2 separate regions of the Homo sapiens genome follow, and region 2 is linked to region 1. A link is a contact called in ENCODE Hi-C or POLR2A ChIA-PET data. All regions are on one chromosome and are shown on one strand. Each heading gives the region's core, a stretch centred on a gene start or an enhancer-like site at or near the end of the contact. The rest is flanking DNA. Distances are from core to core; before and after follow the strand shown. Region 1 overlaps MTUS2 (microtubule associated scaffold protein 2). Region 2 overlaps SLC7A1 (solute carrier family 7 member 1).

What was found. A loop is a pair of places that touch in the nucleus more often than their neighbours do. ChIA-PET counts read pairs that join two places held with the same protein, here RNA polymerase II (POLR2A). Pooled maps may share reads with other maps.
Region 2: a loop to region 1 is called in a map of heart right ventricle, with 2.3 times the contacts of the local background. The contact joins two enhancer-like sites. A Hi-C loop is called at or near these places in 3 of 168 maps with a recorded cell type or tissue (body of pancreas, heart right ventricle and prostate gland) and 2 of 50 pooled maps. POLR2A ChIA-PET finds 5 or more read pairs at or near these places in 5 of 52 experiments (H1, WTC11, activated CD4-positive, alpha-beta T cell and 1 more).

The regions. Positions count from the first base shown.
Region 1 is chr13:29,504,459-29,510,535 of GRCh38, reverse strand. It overlaps MTUS2 (microtubule associated scaffold protein 2), which reads right to left. Exons shown (of 16, transcript NM_001033602.4): 16 at 4,589-6,077. SLC7A1 (solute carrier family 7 member 1) reads left to right here. Exons shown (of 13, transcript NM_003045.5): 13 at 1-1,122. Among named protein-coding and RNA genes, the nearest start is that of MTUS2-AS1, 20 kb to the right of the region's middle. Within about 2 kb of position 2,980, at least 4 of the 41 ENCODE cell types and tissues checked have a DNase peak (open chromatin) inside an H3K27ac peak, as active enhancers do.
Region 2 is chr13:29,571,221-29,577,297 of GRCh38, reverse strand. The region is part of intron 1 of SLC7A1 (solute carrier family 7 member 1); the gene reads left to right. Among named protein-coding and RNA genes, the nearest start is that of SLC7A1, 21 kb to the left of the region's middle. RefSeq lists an enhancer at 3,827-3,946. Within about 2 kb of position 3,922, at least 6 of the 41 ENCODE cell types and tissues checked have a DNase peak (open chromatin) inside an H3K27ac peak, as active enhancers do.

The DNA.
Region 1 (6,077 bases), core at 1,731-4,230:
TGTATAATTGTTACGTGTAATTTAAAATATATCTGTTTGCCATCGTCATGAGAAGATTATATGTAAGGCTCTGAAGGGAGAGGGAGATGTACATTCTGCCAGGCTCCTGGGGACCTTATCCGAGTCATGAAATTGATTACTGTTGATCCAGTGGTGCAAGAAGCTACACTCCATGTGTCATCACGCTTATGACTCCTAATGTATTTTTAAGGCAAAAAATGTCAGCCGACTCCATCTTCACCCCTCGATTCCTCGAGTCCAGCCTTTCTGTGCCAGTGCTTCACTGAGCCACAACGCTCTCGCCATCGGGACCCGGCTGGGCCTGGAGTCTCGGGGCACAGTTGCCATGGAGCCCTCCTGGGTCATTCTACAAATGTGCTGAGTGCCAGCTGAAAACCCCACAGGAGATGGAGTACCTTGGCCAAGCTTAAAGAGAAGATTTTCTCAGGGTATTTATTAGTGTGTCCAGCAGGGTCAGGAAGCAGGATGGAAAGATGCACTCAGACTGTTAATTTATTAACAAGGCAAATGATTTTGTGTTTCTTGATGACAGACTATTAAGTTTGGGACTTATTTTCCCATTTGAGAAGTTATAATATATATTTAAGATGATAAGTTTCCTGCTTAAGTTGTGCCTTTCAGCTTCAATGAGTTTAAGGAGCACTAAGGGTAATGATACCAATGAGGGTTGGTTTATTATCAAACCTGAATAGCTGTGGTTTCTCCAGTAAATATTTTCTTCTACTGAACATGGAGCCATTATTAAGAGTTGTGTGTTTTTTATTATGTACATTTGTATATTTTTTTGCTTGTTTGATGTTCTATTTTTCTAATAGTTTTCTTTTAGTTTCTTAAAGTTGTGATACTAGATTTAGATTCTGATGCTAACTGCAAATCAGGTTGGTCTCTGCTGGGTCTCTCCTGCTTTTATTTTACTTTAAGGACAAGTGTAGTTGTCGTCCACCACCTTTCAAAAAATGTGAAACTGCCCTGCCTCCCCTTTTTGCTGACAACACTGTGTACATTGACCACTTCCTACCATACTTTATGTTGTAAAATCAAACTCTTTTGTGGTACATTATCTCATGCTTCTGCAAATTCGAATAAATTCTATGGCTTCCATGTGCATGGTGTGATCTCAAGAATCCTAGTGGGTCTCTCCTGGGACCCAGGCCTGGAAGTGCCCCATGGAGAGTTCCAGATCCCGCTCTGCTTCCCCACAGCCCGTGACTTTAGTCCTATCTTCTCACTTTCCTGTAGCCATTTGGGGAAAATCCTTATTCCAACAATTTGAGCCTCAACCAGAGAATCCCTTGAGCCCCCATTTTGGATCTCTGATACTGTCTGCAGATTTATTTGGCTTTGGGGCCACAGAGGTCTTCCTTCCAACCAAGCTGTTGGGATAAAGCAGCTCAGAGGCTGCCAGTTGTCAGGCATTTGCTGAAGGACTTGGTCTCTGGCAACAAAACGCCCTCACCTGTTGCCGCCCCAGTCTGTGCTGGCCTGCACATACACTATCCTGTTAGAGGGAGCAGAGTGCATGCAGGGCGGAGGGGCTGTCGGGGAGTGTAGCTATCCTGGTAATTGTTACTATCTCACTCCCTCAACTCCCTTGAGAAAGGATCCATTTTTGCACTAGAGGCAAATTCAGTCAAGTGAGCCTTAATTCCCAGACAGTAAAAGGCAGTGATTCACAGCAGCTATACCAGAAGATCTGCTGCCCAGAAGATAAGGTTTGACCTTTGAGTTTTGTCAGCTGATGGATGGTGCTGAAAGCAGACACCCAGGGAGCTGTGCAGAGAGGAAGGCAGGCGAGCTGCTCTCCGGGCCCCAGCGTGCCTATGATCTGGAATATGTGATGAGCGTCTGCACCTGAAAGCATCATGCACATTTCGTGTTCCTTGGCCACACAGAAAGCCAGACCACAGAGCTTGCGTGGTGGGTAAGCAAGCTCGTGCAGCGTGCCCCTGGGACACAGGTTGGGCGTGGTTTCTGGCCCAGTGTAATTACTGCGGGAGGTTCTGCTGCTGCAGAACCTGATTCACAAAAGGGGCCAGCTTCGCAAAGCAGCCCAGAGAGCCTGATAGATTCCAGAACTGGGAAATAAGCATGGGGCATGCCTTGTTCCTGGATTTTTGTATGTGTCCTCTGGTCCCTAAGGATGACTTTGAGCCAAGTGCAAGGTGGACCCCAGTTCCTGCAGCGCCACACTGCCACCTAGTGGCTACTGCTTGGTGCCGCACAGACAGCTTGAAAAGGCCATGCCAAGTCTTTCAGCACTCTCTTCGAAAATCCTGACCGGTGGCTCCTCAAGGTCCTGTGGGGCGATGCCAGGCTGTAGGCTTGAGGGGTACCACCTGGAGAAAGTTTTCCCTTGCACATTTTGGTTATGAAGCACCTCTGGTCATTCAAAAGCTGCCTCCAAATGGCATTCGCAGCAACAAGGAAGCCTGTGGAGCCATGGCCTGGGGTGCTGGCCTGGCTTCCAACTTCAGCCCAGCCCTTACACCACACAGACCTGGGCAGGGTCTGAGGCTGCAGCAGGGAGGGCTGGAACCAACTACAGATAATCCCATCAACCCCTGTTCAAAGGGAACAGTTCAGTTTTACCAAATTAAGCCTGTCCACTCAGCCATAAATACAGCCATTTAAAAAACACAACGTGAGGAAAAGTCTTCAGGAATGAAACAGGCAGTATGTTTGCTGATGAGGGGAACAGCTTTTTGGCTCTTGGTGTGGCTGAGCACTTAATCCCAGTGGATCTGAGACTGCGTGGGGAAGAAAAAGCTGTGCTGGGTGGGACTTTGCCATGGATGCTTTTAAATTCTCCTTAAAACAATGCACCTGATGATGAGTGCCAGCTGGTTCTGAACCGCTGCTCCCACAGTGCAGGAGGAGGGACGAAGCCCAGTGCCTGCCGCGTGAATTTGGCGGTGCAGTCATGTGAGAAGCCGCTATGCACAGTCAGCAGCTGCGTGGCAGGTGCTCTCTTCGTGTCTGTGGTGTGAGTGCCTTAGAGGGAGGAGGCATGGGCACCCAGGAGGTCTGCAGACATACAAGGGACAGGGCTGTCTGAGCTCGGAGCTGTAGGGCATCCCGACCCTGCCTGGCGCTGGCACTGGAAAAAGCTTCCCGACTTAGTGAGTGAGGAAGATTGGCCTGCATCATCACGCTGCGGTGGGAGTGACCCAAGCCTGGCCTCAGAAACACCAGGTGTCTGTCTTGGTTTTATTTTATGAGGTTTGGGGCAAGAGGTTTGAAAGATGCAGACTGGCTAACAAAAATGTATTTAGCAAATTTAATTTAAGTGAATTAACATGCTCTGTCTTAACCACCAGAATGGCTTACCAGCCTTCGGGATTGTGTGTAGTGTGTGTGTATCTGTGTGTGTATGTAAGCATTTGACAGACTCTCACGTGGGCAGGATTCTCACCACTTGGTGGTTACAGATGAGGTGACAGGGTGCAATCCCAGAGTCATTGCTCGAAGTGTACACACTGATGCAGCAATGGCTTTGAGAACATCCTTCAACTTCAATCGCAGGTGGGAAGCTGTCCAACCATTTGGTTTCCACCTGTGCTTAACTCCGTAACTCCCTTCTTGCTAGGGGGATGCAAGTCTCCCACGAAGGGAGAGCCAGCTCTCAGGGCTCCTTGGCACAGAGGAGGTCAGTGAGTGAGTTGACTTCCAGAGTCTCCTCTGCCTACTGCAAATGAGCCGTGGAAGGGGACACCATTCTCCATGGACAGTGGAAAGCTGGCTCTAATCTCACCTCCTGCTCGTGTTGGTGGCTGCCACCCATTTGCTCCTTTGTTATGTGGAGGTGCTGCCAGCTGCCTTGTTTACCGCATAAGGTGGGGTAAGGACAATGGGAGGGGGTCATTATGAAAGTGAAGGGTGCTCAAGACACCCCAAAAGAAACAAACAGGTTAGGACACGTGGCCAGATAGATAGATTATTAATAACTAGATTGCCATCGATATACTGGGATGACCCAGAGGTGGCCCTGGGGTGTTCCCTGTGAGGTCCGGAAGTGAATTTGTGTCTCCAAAGGGTCTGTTGTTCACTACTTGTTCAGGAGGGACTTGCTGATCTCGCTGAAATAGCTGCCACTCCCACAGACCCTGCAAAACCACCACAGGGAACCTGCGAACCCAGCTGTCTCCCTTGTGATGGTGCCAGACACCTGTGGGACACTTCGAGGTCCAGCTGGCTAAACCGGCTGCAGCCCAAACTGAAGGCCATCGGGATGGGGGGAGCAAGCACTTTCAGGTTGAAATGAGTGAATGACCTTTTATGTCCTCCTTCCAGCCAACTCCAGCGCACCCGGCCTTGCAGAGCAGAGGCACTGAGCTCCCAAGTCCAGGGGAGGGGCTGCTCAAGCCCCCAGGCTGGAGGGGTGGGCGCAGGGACCTGGGACCTGCGGAGTCAGGGGAGAGGGGGTCTCTACAAGACTTCTCTCACGGACCATCACCCAACCCCGGCACACACAGAAAAGGGGTCCAGCCTGCAAACGCCACCCCCCTTGCCTCCCTGCCTGGGATCCCCAGCCTGAGAGGGACAGGTCTCCAGTTACATCAAGTAGATATCGCAGAAAGTCCCTCAAGTTTATTTTAATAGGCTTTAAACACAAATATGCAACACAAACTGTAGGGGCAGGAAAAGGGATGTTGTGACCCCATTCATTCAACTAATCACGGCCAGGGCTGCCCCCACCCCCATCCATTCTGACATCCAGCCAGAACCTTGTCCCAGCATGTGGTGGGCAGGGGCGGCGGTCGGGGGGCAGGCCGCCCACGCATCTCCCAAATGCCACGAAGAGACAGGTGGTATCTGGTGGGTCTGTCTGAGGCAGGTGCAGAGGCTGCAGCATCCGAACGTGGAAACGTCGCTCCAGCCTGGAAGGGGACAGAGGCAGACGCCACGTGGAGAGAAATCCGAATTCTGATGGTGTGGGGGGGTGGAAGAATTGAGAAGGAGGCACAGCAGCTGCCGCCCCATGTGTTTCGGGAGCGGTGATGGCTCAGATGAGGAGCCATACATGATGGGTGTCCGTAACAAAAGAAAAAAAACAAACAAACCACGAAGCCAGGGCCACGTGGAAATTAGCTCAAGTACCCAAGGTCAGGGCAGGTTAGGGCAAAGCTCTCACCGAAGTCCACCTAATGAGGAATTACTTAGTGCTAACGATGCTACAACTCTGACCACAGCAGCCTAATACACTGTACCACGTTCTAGCATCACACGGAAGTCAGTATTGCTGTGTAACTGCATTTAGCAGGTGCGGCTATGTAAGCGGTTCCTAATTCGGACAGCTAAGCTGTAACTGAATTTGTGTTTGCAGGTTGTGCCTGCTACTAGAATAAATACTTGTGTATTTAGTCAATGTGGCAAGATCTACTCTAATGGAATGCCCAACTCAATATCACAGTATCATGCAGAGCCACTAAAGCAAAGAGAAATGGTGGTGTTTCCATGTGGATTTACTGTGTACGTCCCCAGAAGGAGCAAGACCCTTGGAGGTTGGCTGGAGATGCACCTGAGGCCCGGAAGCCCAGCGTGGACTCATCCTAGGGCCAGGGACCATGTCTGCCTTCACGTTGGCAACACGTGTGCCGAGCAGGCGTGCCCTGGACAAGCCGACCCCGTCCGCGGGCTGTTTTCTTCCCCGTTCCATGGCTCCGGCCCCTGCAGGACCCCCTCATGGTTCTTCTCGCCTTGGGCACGCTCAAAGACAGGCCTGTGCTCAGGACAATTTTGGGGGGGTCTCAGGGAGAAAGTGCAGGGTCTTTGTCACATACAGGAAACAAGGGCATCATCATCATCACCATATCTGTTAAAACTACTTCTTCCTTTTGTGTATCATGCTCCTAATCTTCCACACCACTACATGAGTACTGTTCATATCCTAATTCTACCATTTTAGAGACAGATGCCAGTCCAGGAGCTGGTGCCCCCTGGCTGGCTGTTTCACTGGGCTCCTCTGTTTGGGAGAACCTTCTGGGTCTAAGATGGGAGCACGGTCAGCAGCAGCGTTGCCTGATCATCCAGCAGGAAGTGCAAGTGGGTTTCTGGGT
Region 2 (6,077 bases), core at 2,673-5,172, 66 kb before region 1:
GTTCAGAGTCAGAGCTGGATGCCAGCCTGGCCACCAGCTTGAGGTGTGGAGAAAAGCCCCAGACGTCTTCACCAACAAAGTGGCTGGGAGAGAAGGTGGCTACTGAGGTGCAGGGAGAGGAAGCCCCTGCCCCATCCGACCATTGAGTTCACTGTACCTTTTGCCGATTCAGGCTACAGTAAAAGACCTTATGCCAAATTTCATTTGAATTTTAGAATTCACCTTGTGTTTCACTCTGGATAAAGCAATTTGTAAACTTCTGTAATGGTATTTAAATTTAGGTGATTAAAAAAAGACAACCAGTGATGGAGGTGACAGGCTAGGACCAGGGCCCCTCTGACCCAGAGCTACCTGAATGGGAAGAGGAGTAGAGGTGTTGGCGCCAGACAGACCTGGGTTCTAGCCTGGTCTCTGGTGCTGACCGGCTGTAGGAACCTGCTGCAGGCCTTCCTCTGCCCACTTGCCAGGTGCCAACTTCCAGGGTGTCTGAGAATCGAGGCAATGGTTGGCCAATTCTCAGTACAGAGCTGCGCATTTATCAGTTGGGCAGCAGATACCAGTTTCCTTTTTTTTTTCCTCCTCATTCTTTCATTTAGTTTCAAATGGCACTAGAGATGGTGCATCTGTTGTCCTGGAAGCCCACAGGGCACTCACGGAACAAGGCCGCTCAGCAAATGAACAGACCAAGTGGACCATCGGGATGGCCCAGACATCCTGTCCTGTCCCCTCCTTCTCTCACTTTCTGCAGCTCCACCAAGTATAGGTTTGATTTGAACTTGGTACTATTGGTGTCAGCCTTTGGAATGTAGGGAGAGTGTATGACCCTGAGAAACAGTGATACAATGCAAGTAACTGATTCCCAATTTCAACACCATGTCAGTTGCATTAGCTAGTTCTCTGCTGTTAGAAAATTGTTCAGTCTTATCTGAATATAGTTTGTGTGGTTCTTCCTACCTGCAGGAAGCTTTAAATTTCTTTTGTTTTCTTTCCTTTTTTTTTTTTTTAAAAAACAGGATCTCATACTGATACCCAGGCTGAAGTGCAGTGGCGTGATCACAGCTCACTGCAGCCTTGACCTCCTGGGTTGAAGCAATCCTCCTGCCTCAGCTTCCTGAATAACTGGGACTACAGGTGCACTCCACCACACCTGGTTAATTTTTTAGAATAGTTTTTGTAGAGACAGAGCTTTGCTATGTTCTCCAAGCTATTCTCAAACTCCTGGCCTCAAGGGATCCTCCTATTTCAGCCTCCGAGAGTGCTAGGATTATAGGCATGAGCTACCACACGTGGCCTAAATTTCTTGATAATTCCACCAGTTATCAAGCCATGAGTTCATGTTGTTGTTCATGTGAGCACTAGGCAACATTAAACATTAATGATATTTGGTGAAAATTAATAAAAGATGTACTTTCAGCTCTGAATGGGGAGCTCTGTAGGCCTTTCTGGAAGTTGCAGGGCAGAGGCAGGTGACCACAGTGGGCACTCATGTCCCTCAAACAGGGACAGAAATCTCTTTCTTTGAGCCAACTTTGAAAAAGTTTGTACTGTATTGAAAATAGACTACATTTGGAATCTAAACTTTTTAGACATTGGTATGAAAAACCTTTGGTTTAGTTTGTACGTAAACTTACTTTTAGGCTCACTGTTAACTGTGTCATAAAATACCTAAAAGTAGATATTTTACGGGATTCGGGGGCAGAAGTATGGCACATTTGTTTTATGGCAAGTAATACTTAATAGCATATCCAAGAGCTAAATACATCTTTAGTTCAGACTCTTATTTAAGTTTGTAAATTCTAAAGTTGAGTCCTTTAGCACAAAGGAAAGTTTACAGAAGCAAAACAAGTAAAGGTTTCTCTTTAAAAATTCAAAATATACTGGGGATTTATCATAAGTTAGAGGCAGTATACAGCACTCGGCTTTTAAAACTATGTCTTCTTCTTTTTTTGTTGTTTGAGTTTACTGTTTTGAGAAGATCTGCCTGGGCATTCTTCCAGCACAGAGCAAGAGAAATTGGCACCGGGTAGAATAATACCTTTATATATAAATAAGAAAATCATGGTGTTCTTAGGTGTTTGTTTGATTAAATGCTCCTGTAACTAAAGAACAGTTGCAACGGTAACACAAAGGGGCCTAGAAAAAGTGCCTTCTGAACAAGATTAGCTTGAGTTTAGGAGGTGGTAGCTTTTCTTCTCTGCTTTATTTTTGTGAATCTTAGCATATGCTTCATTAGGTAGAACAGGTGTTTTTGTTCATTTGTTTGGTTTGGGCCCAGGACAGATACTTGTGATTTGTGCTGCAAATAATCCTCTGCTGACAGACTGGTTAAAAAGTAAAGAAGTATTAGCTGCTCTGGCCACGCACGGTGGCTCATGCCGGTAATCCCAGCACTTTGGGAGGCCGAGGCAGGTGGATCACGAGGTCAGGAGATCGAGACCATCCTGGCCAACATGGTGAAACCCCGTCTATACTGAAATACAAAAAAATTAGCCAGTCATGGTGGCGCGCACCTGTAGTCCCAGCTACTTGGGAGGCTGAGGCAGGGGAATGGCGTGAACCCAGGAGGCGGAGCTTGCAGTGAGCCGAGATCGCACCACTGCACTCAAGCCTGGTGACAGAGCAAGACTCCGTCTCAAAAAAAAAAAAAAAAAAAAGCATTAGCTGCTCCAGTGAGTGCTACGAAATGTTAAGGTTTACCCTAGACCTTGGCTTTCCATTTTTATGTAAGATTTCAAATTTCAAAACAGGCTCTTTGAGAAGACAGCCTCCATTCATGTATTCATGTGTTCCACAGGTATTGGGTGAGCTCCTACAGGTGCTGGCACTGACTTTCCCAGGTTCTTGCCCTTATGGGCCATAACTCCCACAGATGAGTTCGTGTTCTTGTTCACGTGAGCACTAGGCAACATTAAGCGTCAGTGATATTTGGTGAAAATTAATAAAAAATGTACTTTCAGCTCTGAATGGGGAGCTCTGTAGGCCTTTCTGGAAGTTGCAAGGCATCTCCCACAGCTAGAGTGATAACACAGGCAGTTGGTCAAGAACCCTGTTTTTTAATGATTAAGTGAATGAAAGAGAATGTCACACTCTTACCATCTATCTTCATCCCTTTGTAAACTAAGCTCCTACTATTCTACTAAAACTGCTCACAATTTCAATTTCCTCTCTCTTGAATTAGACAATATCCTGATTTTGTCTCAGTCCTCACCCCCTGTGGTGTCTCTGAAACATTTAATACGATTGGCCATTCCTTTCTACAGATTCTCTAATTTTCTGGGTCTGTTGAAGGAGGCTTTCTTTGTTTTCAGCATGTGAGAGAGCTTGTCAAAGAATGGAGTCATTGCTTGTTAGTAGCTGGGTACGCAGAAATGCCTGTGGAAGTCAGGGTTCATGGTCTGCGGCTAGAAAGGTGCTGGGCAAAGGGGAGGTGTTCAGGCCTGAGGCCTGAGCTGTCAGTACCAAACCAGGGTTACCAGGTTTAGCAATAAAAATACTGGATGCCCAGTTAAATTTGAATTATAAATAAGCAATGGATACTTTTTTTAGTATAACTTTTTTATACTAAAAGATTATTTGTTGGCAATATTTGGGACATCATTGTGATATATTTGGGGCATACTTACATTAACCAATTATTGGTCATTCACATGAAATTTAGATTTAACTGGGCAGTCCTGTATTTGATCTGACAGCTCTTTGCTAAGTTACCATCCAGTCACATTGTCTTTTGTGGCTCCTGGTGCACTTTGAAAGGGGACGATGTGGGCCTTAAGGCAGACACACAGAGTCAGACACTCTCTGGCTTTAGAGAAGTCCGTCTGCCTTTGGACTCTAGAATTGCACCTCCCCATCATCTGTGTGCTACTTCCTCCTTCAGCTGCCAGAGTGTGGTGTTCCCCGCGATTCTGGTAACAGCTGCCTTCTTTTCTCCCAGGGATCTCACTCCCGGCAACACGTGCCTCTGGGTGTGCTCCACATCCAAGTTCCTCGTTTCAGATTCTCACAGCCCCACCTGCTTGCCAGATAGTTCTATCTGTTCTGTTGGACACAGGACATGTGGCAAGACTGCTTTTTGATCCGAGGATATTTTGACTGTCATTTAGGAATATAAATATTTTATCAGATATATGTCATCACCAAAGAATTTTTTGATGACAATATTGTCCTGAGTGACCTTCAGTTTAAATCATTGTGTTTTTAGAGCACAAATAAACCATTTACATTTTTCATGTTTCGTGACATTATTCTCTCCAGGATAGATTATTTGCTATCTGCATTTTCAAGAAAGGTTTCTTGTATTTACCAGCCACTTGTCTGTGGCAGATCTGACAGCTTTGAGCTTCTGTCTCTGTTTCTCCTGGACCACTTATCCCTTCCAAGTGGAGTTTTCCTCCATCAAATTGTGCAGCTTTAGATGTTGATTACCATGTTGAGTTGGCCCTTGCGGTTGTGTGTGTTGGCTGCTTCTGGTTGGTGTGGTTGGTGTGCACAGTCCCATGCAGGTTTCCCAGGATCACCTTCCCCGCCCAGTGCTGGTCAACTGTAGTGCTCGTGCCCATGTTTTATGAGCTTCTGATCACTTTGTAGATTACAAACTAGGGCAGAGAACGACTGGGGGAACCAGAGCGGTAGGGCCACAGTGCCTTACTGAGGGCCACCCTCAGCTCAGATTCAGTGCTTCCAAATCCAAGTTTAGGATTTCAGAGTTACCTTGGGCTCATTCCCTTCATATTGATGATAACTGATGGCATCCGGCCAGTCCTTCCTCCCCTGCCCCTCACATGGTCTTCTTGCTTTTCGTTCTAGTCCCACGCCCTGGTGCCGCGGGTCCTGAGTGTTTCTTCCCACTCCCCACCCTCTGTCTTTCCAGCATCCTCCTGGGTGGCCTCTGTACTTTTTCTCCCCTGTTAAATTACACTGGCACCTGCCCCTTTAGGTGGCGCCTGCCATTATTGACAGCGTGTGCGTGGAGTAGAAAATCCAATGAGTGACTCTTGTGTGAAGCGTCCTGGCTCTGCCCTGAGGGCTGGGGGGCCCGCACTGGTCCACTGGGCTTCTCTGGGCACAGATGTGACTTGGTGTGGGACCAGATGGCCTAGACAGCGTGTCGCACTTGGAGTCGTGCTTGGGACCCACAGGCGGCCGCTGCACCCTCACCACCTGCGTTTTGGGGCAGTGTCATGCATGCCACAGGCAGCCTCAGACCTGGGCATTGGTGCCTCCTTGGCCACTGGCCATCAGGCCTGCTTCCCTTGTGACATTTCACTTTGACCTTTCCTTTGAAGGTTTTTGAAGCAACACTGTACACGCAAAGGTCAACAAAGAAGAGTGGATGATAGGTGGACAGAAATGTAAGTTAAAAGGCAGGAAGTGAGGCTGCTTAATACAAGCAGGTTGGAGGGGATGAGCAAAACAAAAAATGCCCTTGAAATGATTCTTTAATCATTTGTCTTTAGAGACGTAAAGCGGGATATGGAAAACAAACATTTCCATTCAATGTATACACAGTTTGCAAAACAAATAACTGGGCTTTGTGAGTGTCCAGACCTCCTGGAAGGAGGAAAGCGGCTCTGGACTGGGCAATCCTTTTCCGCCTGAGTTCAGAGTGGAAGAAATTGGAGAAGCCGCCCCTCTGGTGGAATAGGTAAAGCAAAAGCCTTTCATTTCCTTAATGAAGTGTAATGCTTCCAAATTTGGCCCAAAAGCCAAACTGAGATGGAAAGGCCTCTGGGTGAGCGGGACTATCCATGAGTGAGGACCCCCCGGCAGATGTCTGATGGTCACTTCATTGCGATCTAGAAAGGCCACAGCCATGGCCAGCTCTTCACCACCCTGCATTCAGGCACCGCCAAGGGCTTTGGTGGTTGATGCTATAGAGCCTGGGACCTTTACATGTTTAAATGTTTTAAAATTAAAATCGGCCATAAAATGTCATTATGTTATGTTTTTATAATTTTCCCATTTTGTTTATGTTTGTAATAGTTTTAAGTCAATTTTAATATTTCTGGGCAACAGCCCTCAAGTCTTCCACCATCTGAATCAGGGCAGATGGAAATACATCAAACAATAACCTTATT